Linked DNA regions of Homo sapiens: region 1 is linked to region 2. A link is an interaction called in ENCODE POLR2A ChIA-PET data of the cell type or tissue named here. Cell type or tissue: Caco-2. All regions are shown on one strand. Each heading gives the region's core, and the rest is flanking DNA. Links, peaks and the distances in the headings are about the cores only.

Evidence for each region. Peaks named below come from ENCODE experiments on the same cell type or tissue, not always from the same donor. Only the 100,000 strongest peaks of a DNase experiment are listed, where the experiment ranks them.
Region 1: POLR2A ChIA-PET joins it to region 2 with 10 read pairs; 7 of 35 experiments call an interaction of 5 or more read pairs at or near these places.

What each region holds. Positions count from the first base shown.
Region 1 is chr17:2,345,479-2,350,851 of GRCh38, forward strand. All of the region lies in intron 2 of SGSM2 (small G protein signaling modulator 2), which reads left to right. Among named protein-coding and RNA genes, the nearest start is that of SGSM2, 11 kb to the left of the region's middle. RefSeq lists an enhancer at 2,228-3,165. In Caco-2, for the core only: no CTCF peak of the experiment used is centred there; DNase peaks (open chromatin) are centred at 1,137 and 2,453.
Region 2 is chr17:2,516,866-2,522,238 of GRCh38, forward strand. No RefSeq gene overlaps it. Among named protein-coding and RNA genes, the nearest start is that of METTL16, 7.7 kb to the left of the region's middle. In Caco-2, for the core only: no CTCF peak of the experiment used is centred there; no DNase peak of the experiment used is centred there.

The DNA.
Region 1 (5,373 bases), core at 196-5,195, 170 kb before region 2:
CCAGCTACTCAGGAGGCTGAGGCAGGAGAATGGCGTGAACCCGGGAGGCGGAGCTTGCAGTGAGCCAAGATCGCGCCACTGCACTCCAGCCTGGGTGACAGAGCGAGACTCTGTCTCAAAAAAAAAAAAAAAAAAAAATTCCTACTTTTTAAATACTGACAGCTAATTCCCATTTAAAAAAAAATTGTGTGGGCCACACAAAAGACATCTGCCAGCCTCTGCCAGTGTGCAGCCTCTGTTTTGGGTTCGGTACAGTCACGGAGAACAGGAGCAGGAGAGGTTCCAACAGTATCGGGCTAAGTCAGGCCAGGGTATCTCAGGGCCTACAGACAGAGAAATCCTTATGCTTTGTCAAAATTGGTGCTCAGTGGTGAGCTAAATCCCAATTTGGGCTGAAACTGAGGCTCGTTGAAAGCATTGATTATCAACCTTTTTCCTCTGCCTGCAAAGCAGCTTCCTTGCATTGCATGGTGGAATCACGAGAGACTCTTGCGGGGGACGGGGAGGGAAGACTAGCAAGGTATGGATCAAAAACACCACCCCTCTCTGCCTTTTTGGAGATTCTGATGTGCCAGTCTCCCTCAGTCCCTGGAAAAATGCTCTGAAATGCATTTTTAGTCTGAAGTTGATCCAGACTTAAACTGTGCCTTGCTACTGTCCTAGCCACGTCCGAATTCAGCTTTGTTGTGGGAGAAATGGGAGTATAGAGAACGTGCTGAGAGGTCAAGAGCAGAGTGAAGTCTGTGGAGACTGGATTACCAGCCTAGCGACACCACGGTCCCTAGTTTCAAGGGACCCTTGTGTACTGGGCCCCTCAACTCCACACCGACCCATGGTTCTTGGCAGAGGAGGGTTGGGGGTGACTGAGGAGAGCCAGGCCTAGGCAATACAAGCTTCTCTGAGCTTCTTAGAATGCAGACATTTAAACAGAAAACACAGAGCCTTCCTGGAGAGCCTTCCTGAAGAATCACTGTGTCAAGACCTGACCATGGGCAAACCCAGGAAAGTTTGCAGCCAGATCCCCATTCCTGTTACCCAACGGGAGGGGCAAGACTCCTAGGACTGGCTAGAAAATTGCTTTGTTGAGTGTTTGCTGTGGTTGTTCCTAAACCTGTCTGTCCAGAAGCTGGACATGCAGTAGGCCCCTGCGAGTAGAAACTTTCCTTGTGTGGAAGTTTTCGCTGGCAAACCAGTCTGGCGGCAGCAGGGGGGTGGGTGGGGTTCTCTGTGTGCTGTTCCCAGGCCCGAGGATCAGAACCTATGTAACTGCCACCTCCGTGCCAGTGGAGGGTGGCGCTAGGAGAATGGACTCAAAACTACCACTATGGGGCCAGGCATGGTGACTCACACCTGCAATCCCAGTGCTCTGGGAGGCTGAGGCGGGAGGATCCCTTGAGACCAGAAGCTTGAGACCAGCCTGGGCAATATTACAGGATGCAGTCTCTACAAAAAAATAAATAACTCGCTGGGCATGGTGGTGCACGCCTGTAGTCCCAGCTACTCCAGAGGCTGAGGTAGGAGGATCACTTGAGCCCGGGAGGTTGAGGCTGCAGTGAGCTATGATTGCACCACTGCCCTCCAGCTTGGGCAACAGAGAGAGAGAGAGACCCTGTCTCGTTTGTTTGTTTATTTATTTATTTATTTAGAGACGGAGTCTCACTCTGCTGCCCAGGCTGGAGTTCTGTGGTGCTATCTCAGCTCACTGCAACCTCCGCCTCTCAGGTTCAAGCAATTCTCCTGCCTCAGCCTCCTGAGTAGCTGGGATTACAGGTGCCTGCCACCACACCTAGCTAATTTTTGTATTTTTAGTAGAGACAGGGGTTTCACCATGTTGGCCAGGCTGGTCTCGAACTCCTGACCTCAGGTGATCTGCCCACCTTGGCCTCCCAAAGTGCTGGGATTACAGGTGTGAACCATCACACCCGGCCTCATTTTTTTTTTTTTTTTTTAAACAAAATCCAAAAACTACCACTGTTGGGGAGAGGTCTTTGATATATCCTTTTATCCTTTTTATCTTAAAACATCACATCAAGTTTACATTTTTCTCTATCATATGGTTTTTGGATTTTTTTTCATTTTAATATAAAGACTTACTGTTGAATTAAAGTATAGGCTGGTATCTCCTGTCGCCCCCTCCCCTGGAGGGGAAGGTGCTTTTGTTTTTTCTTTTTTTTTTTTTCCAGATGAGGTCTTGCTATGTTGCCAAGATTGGTCTCAAACTCGTGGGCTCCAGGTATGCTCCTGCCTTGGCATCCCAAGTAACTGGGATTACAGGTGCATACCACCGCCCGAGGTCCATAGTGTTTTATTTACCCTATTCCGATTGGGCACTGAGTTTGCATTTTAACCTTTGGCTGGTAGAGCAGGTTTCAGAGGCTCACAGAGAGGCTTCTGGCCAGGCAGAGCAGGTTCTCAGGCCAATCATATCTCCCAGGACCTCAGCCTCCCCACCCCCCAGGGATTGGGGCAGACACCAGCCTGCCTCCTCAGTCACCAGATTCCCTGCCCTGCTGTGTGCAAGTGGGTCAACATGAGGGTTGCTTCAGACTGAGGATGAGCTGTAATTCGAGAAGGGTGGAATCTGTGGAGCCGGGAATAACATCAGGCTTTATTAACCAGCTCCCTGTTGCTAGGCAGCTTTCATTAGCCAGGAAGGTCTGCCCTGCAGTGAGCTCCTTCAGGGAATGGCAAGGAGATGCTAATAAGCTGGGAGAGAAGCCGGTGCTAGGGAAGGCTTGCCTCTCCCCTGGGATATTGCAGCCAGCGATATTTCAGCACATTCTGAGATTTGGACTCCAGGCAGTCTTCAGCCTGTCTCTTTTCAGTAAAAGGGATTCCTGGAGGCTGAGGTGGGAGGATCCCTTGCAGGAGTTCGAGACCAGCCTGAGCAAAAAAGACCCCATCGCCACAAAAAGGAGGAGCGGGTTCCTCCTCCTTCCCACCCACAGGGAATGAATAGCTCATTCTCTTGCTATCTAACTCGTGCCTTCCATCTAGAAATGATCTAAGAGGAAGGAGGGAGCTCTGAAGGAGCTGACTCCCCTCACTCTATCTTGGGGCATTGCGGAGGGCATATGGGGATGTTCATAGCTGGGACTTTGGGGTCACACAGACCTGGGTTCACATCCTGGCTGTGCCACGAAGTGTGTAGCCGTGCTTACTCATCTCTGAGCCTACCCCAGAAGGCAGATGTAAGGAACAGAAGAGCAATGCAGGCAACACACACAGCATGGATCTGAGTATGCAGAAGGTGCTCAATCGCATTCTACTTTGGTTTTTATTTTGTTTTGTTTCGTTTTGTTTGAGATGGAGTCTCACTCTGTCTCCCCGCTGGAGTGCAGTGGTGTGATCATAGCTCACTCAGCCTCGACCTTCTGGGTTCAGGCGATCCTCTCACTTCAGCCTCCTGAGTAGCTGGGTCTACAGGTCTACGCGCCACCACACTCGGCTACTTTTTTGTATTTTTGTAGAGACGGGGTTTCGCCATGTTGCCCAGGCTGGTCTCAAACTCCTGACCTCAAGTGATCTACCCGCCTCGGCCTCCCAAAGTGCTGGGATTACAGGCATGAGCCACCACCCCACCCCACATCTGCTTTGTTTTTGAAAGGGAGCATAGGCCGGGCACAGTGGCTCACGCCTGCAATCCCAGCACTTTGGGAGGCTCAGCTGGGTGGATCACCTGAGGTCAGGAGTTCGAGACCAGCCTGGCCAAAATGGCGAAGCCCCATCTGTACTAAAAATACAAAAATTAGCTGGGCATCATGGTGCACGCCTGTAATCCCAGCTCTTTGGGAGGCTGAGGCAGGAGAATCACTTGAACCTGAGAGATGGAGGTTTCAGTGAGCGAGATTGTGCTGCTGCACTCCAGCCTGGGCGACAGAGCGAGACTTGGTCTAAAAAAAAAAAGTGACCTTACAACCTTTCCTATAAAGCCTCCTCGAGCCTTCCCCAGGATTCCATCTGGGAATCTGTGTTTCTGGAAGTTTGGAGCATCTGGAGAATCAGAAATTTGAACATCAGGAACTCAATAAGGAAATTTGATAATATAAAGGAATTGTTACCAATTTTGTCAGTGTAATAGAGGTATAAGTGCATGTTTTTAAGAGTCCTCTTTCAGAGATAAATATATATGATGTCTAAAATTTGCTTCAGAATAATCCAGTGGTAGGAAACAATGGTTGCAGGCGGAGGAGCTGAAGCAAGATGGTCGTGACTTGATCATTGTTGAAGCTGGGTAATGAGTACATGGGCAGCTGTTATACTGTCCCCTTTTCCTTCTGTATATGGTTGGAATTTTCCCTAGTGAAATGTTTTGTTTTTTTTTTTTGAGATGGAGTCTCCCTCTGTCGCCCAGGCTGGAGTGCAATGGAGCGGTCTTGGCTCACTGCAAGCTCCGCCTCCCGGGTTCACACCATTCTCCTGCCTCAGCCTCCCAAGTAGCTGGGACTACAGGCGCCCACCACCACGCTCGGCTAATTTTTTGTATTTTTAGTAGACATGGGGTTTCACCGTGTTAGCCAGGATGGTCTCAATCTCCTGACCTCGTGATCCGCCCACCTCGGCCTCCCAAAGTGCTGGGATTACAGGCGTAAGCCACCACGCCTGGCCTAATTTTTGTATTTTAGTAGAGATGGGATTTCACCATGATGCCCAGACTGGTCTCAAACTCCTGACCTCAGGTGATCCACCTGCCTCGGTCTCCCAAAGTGCTGGGATTACAGGTGTGAGCCACTGCATTTGGCCTAGAATGTTTATATTCACATGGGAAGTATCTAATAGGGAAAAATTGCAGGCATAAAAAAGAGAAGAGAAGTTTGCTGGAGGAGCGTCTTTGAAAAGGTGCAAGGGAGGTGGGGTGCGGTGGCTCACACCTGTAATCGCAGCACTTTGAGAGGCCAAGGCAGGTGGATCACCTGAGGTCAGGAGTTCTAGACCAGCCTGGCCAATATAGTGAAACCCTGTCTCTACAAAAAATACAAAAATGTGCCGGGTGTGGTGGCGCACGTCTATAATTCCAACTGCTGGGGAGGCTGAGGCAGGAGAATCGCTTGAACCCAGGTGGTGGAGGTTGCAGTGAGCCGAGACCGTACCACTGCACCACTGTACTCCAGCCTGGGCGACAGAGTGAGACTCTGTCTCAAAAAAAACAAAAAAACAAGACATAAGAAATGGTGCAGGGGCAGCACTCCAGCCTCCAGCGTGCCGGTGGAAGGTGACCTCAGAGACAAGTCCAACTAGACCATCCCTAGGAACGAGAGGAAGGCAGGGACTGGGCATGAGGTGCAGGGAGGGAAGGCACCTGCATTCATCAGTCCCCTTCGGTGTGGTAGGCAGGGGCCGAGAAGCCTTTCACACCTTGGGATATGCTGTTAC
Region 2 (5,373 bases), core at 221-5,220:
AAAAAATAAAAAAATTAGCCGGGTGTGGTGGTGTGGGAAGCCAACATGACAAAACCCCATTTCTACAAAAAATACAAAAATTAGCCGGGTGTGGTGGTGTGTGCCTATAGTCCCAGCTACTTGAGGGGCTGAGGCAGGAGGATTGCTTGAGCCGAAGAGGTCGAGGCCACAGTGAGCCATGTTCATGCCACTGCATTCCAACCTGGGTGACAAAGCGGGACCCTGTCTCAAAAAAAAAAAAAAAAAAAGGAAATCTATATCTACTGACACAGAAAATTTCCAAGATATGGAATAAGGTAAAAGGAAATTGTGAAACAGTAGGTTCAGTTTGATATTGTTTATATAAAGTAAAACCAGAACACATTTCAATATGAAAATATAAAGCATAAAAGTAGCCGTAGAAAAAGATCTGAAAGGAAAAACCCAGACTGAGAACAGCGTTACCTTAGGGAAACCTCAGGAAAACTGAGTTGGAATGTTAGAAGTGGGACATGAGAGTCTTTAATTTTGTCTATATCATTTGAATGTCTTACAATGATAATGGATTCATACATCATTTGTATGATTTAAAAAAAAATGATTTAAAATAAGAAAAAGAAGAGAAAATCAAATTTGTCAAAAAAAAAAAAAAAAAACCACACACACACACACAGCCTGACACTTATGCAGGAAAAGACAGTTTGGAGGGGAAGCAAAGCCTCCTGTGGCCTCAGCAGCTGCTCAGGACAGCCATCCTCCATGTGACGATTCTATGATCCACATAGCCACAGTCTGCGGCACCACCATGTCAACATGGGCTTCCAGGACCCCTGCAAAAAGGAGAGAGAGAGGATGGCTTTTCAGAGCTTCCACTCGGAAGTGAGACGCATCATTGACAACCAAATCAACTCAGATGTCCCCACCTAACTTGGGGTGGGGAAGAGGGCAGGCCTGCAGTCCCTCCATGTGCTCAAAATACTGCTGAAGAGTGATGGTGTTCACTACACACACCTCATCCACAAGCACCACAGACAGACAAAACAGAATCAAAATGTAGACGAATAGGGATTATACTCTAAAATGAGCAATTCCTCAAAAAATTAAAAATAGGATTACCCTGTGATCTGGCAATTCCACTTCTAGGTATATAGCCCCCAAAACTGAAGGCAGGATCTCGCCTACCATCACACCTGCCTAATTTTTTGTATTTTTAGTAGAGACGGGGTTTCACCGTGTTAGCTGGGATGGTCTTGATCTCCTGACCTTGTGATCCGCCTGCCTGGGCCTCCCAAAGTGCTGGGATTACAGGCGTGAGCCACCGCACCTGGCCTCCATGTCAGCCTCTTAAGTAGCTACGACTACAGGTGCACACCATCACATCCAGCGAATTAAAAAAAAAAAATTTTTTTTTTTTTTTTTTTTTTTAGAGACAGAGTCTTGCTATGTTGCCCAGGCTAGTCTTGAACTCTTGGCCTAGAGCGATCCTTCCTTCCAGCTGGGCCTCCCAAAATGCTGGGATTACAGATGTGAGCCACCACACCCAGCATGAATACCTTTTTTTTTTTTTTGAGATGGAGTCTCACTCTGTCACCCAGGCTGGAGAGCAGTGGCATGATCTCAGCTCACGGCAACCTCCGCCTCCTGGGTTCAAGCAATTCTCCTATCTCAGTCCTCTGAGTAGCCACCACACCTGGCTGATTTTTGTATTTTTAGTAGACACGGGTTTTTACCATGTTGGCCAGAGTGCTCTCCTGACCTCAGGTGATCCGCCTGCCTGCCTTGGCCTCCCAAAGTGCTGGGATTACAGGCATGAGCCACTGCGGCCGGCCCGCGTGAATACCATTTTTAACACATCGATTTGAATCGTCCTGTTGGTAATTCATGTACTTCCCACATATGCTTGAGTTTATTTCTAGACTTGTTTCATTGATCTGTCAGCTTATTTCTATACATGTACACATTTGTTTTAATTAGTGTAGCTTTCTATTACTATGCAGTATAATATAACATAAGGCCCCTATGTTAATCTTGTTTTTCAGAATTTGCCTGACTCACATGTCCATGCAATAAACTCCAGAACCATTTTATTAAGTTTTCTACAAAAATCCTTTTGGGATTTTTTTATTGTTATTACATTTTATATAGATAGATGAATTTTGAGAGGATTGGCATTTCTTCAATATTGACTCTCCTACTCATATTTAATAAGACTTCATCCTAGAATACAAGACCATTCACAGCAGTTCCAATCTACCTTTTCCTTCGGCGTTTAACTACCTTCCAGCCAAATTCACTATGATCTGGTCTCTGAACATATTCTGTGTTCTTTTCTGCATCTCTCTTCACCCAAACTAGTCTCTCTTTCTGAAACATCCTCCTCCTCTTCTTCCCACAGTTTCCTGGCCGGGCACGGTGGCTCATGCCTGTAATCCCAGCACTTTGGGAGGCCGAGGCAGGCAGATCATGAGGTCAGGAGATGGAGACCACCCTGGCTAATATGGTGAAATCCCGTCTCTACTAAAAATACAAAAAATTAGCTGGGCGTGGTGGTGCACGCCTGTAATCCCAGCTACTCGGGAGGCTGAGGCAGGAGAATCACTTGAACCCAGGAGGCAGAGGTTGCAGTGAGCCGAGATCATGCCACTGTGCCACTGTACTCCAGCCTGGGAAACAGAGTGAGACTCTGTCTCAAAAAAAAAAAAAAAAAAAAAAAAAATATATATATATATATATCCTCCTCCTCTTCTTCCCAGTTTCCTTTTTTTTTTTTTTTTTAATGAGACAGAGTCTCCTCTGTGGCCCAGGCTGGAATGTAGCAGTGCAATCTCAACTCACTGCAACCTCTGCCTCCCAGGCTCAAGTGATTCTCCTGCTTCAGCCTCCTGAGTAGCTAGCTGGGATTACAGGTGCCCGCCTCCCTGCCCGGCTTTTTTTTTTTTTTAAAGAGATGGGGTTTCACCATGTTGAACAGGCTCAAATTCCTGACCTGAAGTGATCTGCCCACCTTGGACCCCCAAAGTGCTGGAATTACAGGTGTGAGCCACCATGTCCAGCCTCCTTCCCACAATTTCTACTGTCCCACAGCCTACATATACTTTCATGTCTCATTACAAATTGCCACTTAACCCATAAAGCCTTCTTCATTCTTCCATCCAGATGTAACCTCTAGCTCCGTTGAAGCCCCATAGCATTTGTTTCGTCACTTTCTTAGGGTACTCACTCAAATTTGCCCTCTGAATAGTTATTTGCGTTTCTTTTATTGGCCCACAATCAACAACAGTTCTGTATTACAGCAACAGGTCTCAACTAGGAGTTCACGTCAGAATCTTGGAAGACCTTTTTAAAAAATCCAAATGCTAGCCAGGCGCAGTGGCTCACGCCTGTAATCCCAGCACTTTGGGAAGCTTAGGCGGGTGGGTCACCTGAGGCCAGGAGTTCGAGACCAGCCTGACCAAAATGGAGAAAACCCCATCTCTACTAAAAATACAAAATTAGCCTGGTGTGGTGGCACATGCCTGTAATCCCAGCTACTGGGGAGGCTGAGGCAGGAGACTCGCTTGAACCCGGGAGGCGGAGGTTGCGGTGAGCCCCGACATCGCGCCACTGCACTCTAGCCTGGGCAACAAAAGCAAAACTCCGCCAAAAAAAAAAATCCCCACAGGTTGTCTGTGAACCTCTGGTTGAAACACTGTTTTATTTATTTATTTATTTATTTATTTATTTATTTATTTATTTATTTTTGAAACAGTCTCACTCTGTCGCCCAGGCCAGAGTGCAGTGGCACGATCTCGGCTCACTGCAAGCTCCGCCTCCCGGGTTCACACTGTTCTCCTGCCTCAGCCTCCCCAGTAGCTGGGACTGCAAGTGCTCGCCACTGCACCCGGCTAATTTTTTGTACTTTTAGTAGAGACGGGGTTTCACCGTAGTGTTGTTCTCCTGACCTCGTGATCCGCCCACCTCCGCCTCCCAAAGTGCTGGGATTACAGGGGTGAGCCACCGCGCCCGGCCCGTGTTTTATTTATCTCTTGAGACAGGGTCTGGCTCCGTTGTCCAGGTTGGAGTGCAGTGGCGCAATCTTGGCTCACTGCAACCTCTGCCTTTCTGCAACTTCGACTTCCCTGGGCTCAAGCCATTCTCCCACCTCAGGCTCCCAGGTAGCTGGGACTACAGGCACCCACCATCACACCCTGCTAATTTTTATATGTTTTGTAGAGACGGGGTTTCACCATGTTGCCCAGGCTGGTCTCAAACTCCTGGACTCAAGTGATCCACCCACCTTGGCGTCCCAAAGCGGTGGGATTACAGGCGTGAGCCACCGCGCCCGGACATCAAGCCACTTCTAATAGCTGCACAGCATTCCACTGGAAAGATGAGCCATTACATATTTTACCAGGCTTCTACTAGCAAGCAGCTGTTTTTAGTTTCTTTCTACTATAAACAATGCTGGGATACACATCTTGTACCTGCGGATCCTACAATTTAAGGGGTCAGCGGAAGTAAGGGAAGCATCAGGGGAAAATGGGATTCAACTTGTCCCTTACGGAGGAGAGTGTCTGAAGCTGCTTAGAGATGACCTTGGCCTGACCTCCTTGATGGCAGTGCTTAGAGCAGTAGCCCTCAAATCTCAATGTGAAGATCACTTGGGGAGCTAATTAAACAGCAGGTTCCTAAGTCGCACTCCAGAGAATCAGGTTCAGTCTGGGGCAAGGTCTGAGAATACGCTTTTTTTTTTTTTTTTTTTTTTTTGAGACAGTCTTACTCTGTTGCCCAGGCTGGAGTGCAGTGCTGTGATCTCTGCTCACTGCAAGCTCTGCCTCCCGGGTTCAAGCGATTCTCCTGCCTCAGGCTCCCAAGCAGCTGGGACTACAGGCATAAGCCACCATGCCCAGCTAATTTTTGTATTTTTAGTAGAGATGGGGTTTCACCATATTGGCCAGGCTGGTCTAGAACTCCTGACCTCGTGATCTGCCCACCTCGGCCTCCCAAAGTGCTAGGATTACAGGTGTGAGCCCCCGTGCCCAGCTGGGAATCTGCTTTTTTTTTTTTTTTTTTTGAGGCAGAGTTTCACTCTTGTTGCCCAGGCTGGAGTGCAATGGTGCAATCTTGGCTCACCGCAACCGCAACCTCCCAGGTTCAAGCGATTTTCCTGCCTTGGCCTCCCAAGTGGCTGGGATTACAGGCATATGCCACCATACCTGGCTAATTTTTCTATTTTTAGTAGAGATGAGGTTTCGCCATGTTGGTCAGGCTGCTCTCAAACTCCCGACCTCAGGTGATCTGCCCACCTCGGCCTCCCAAAGTGCTAGGATTATAGGCGTGAGCCACTGCGCCCAGCCAAGAATCTGCAATTTTAACAACACGTCAGCTGATTCTAATGTAAGTGGCTGTGTGCCA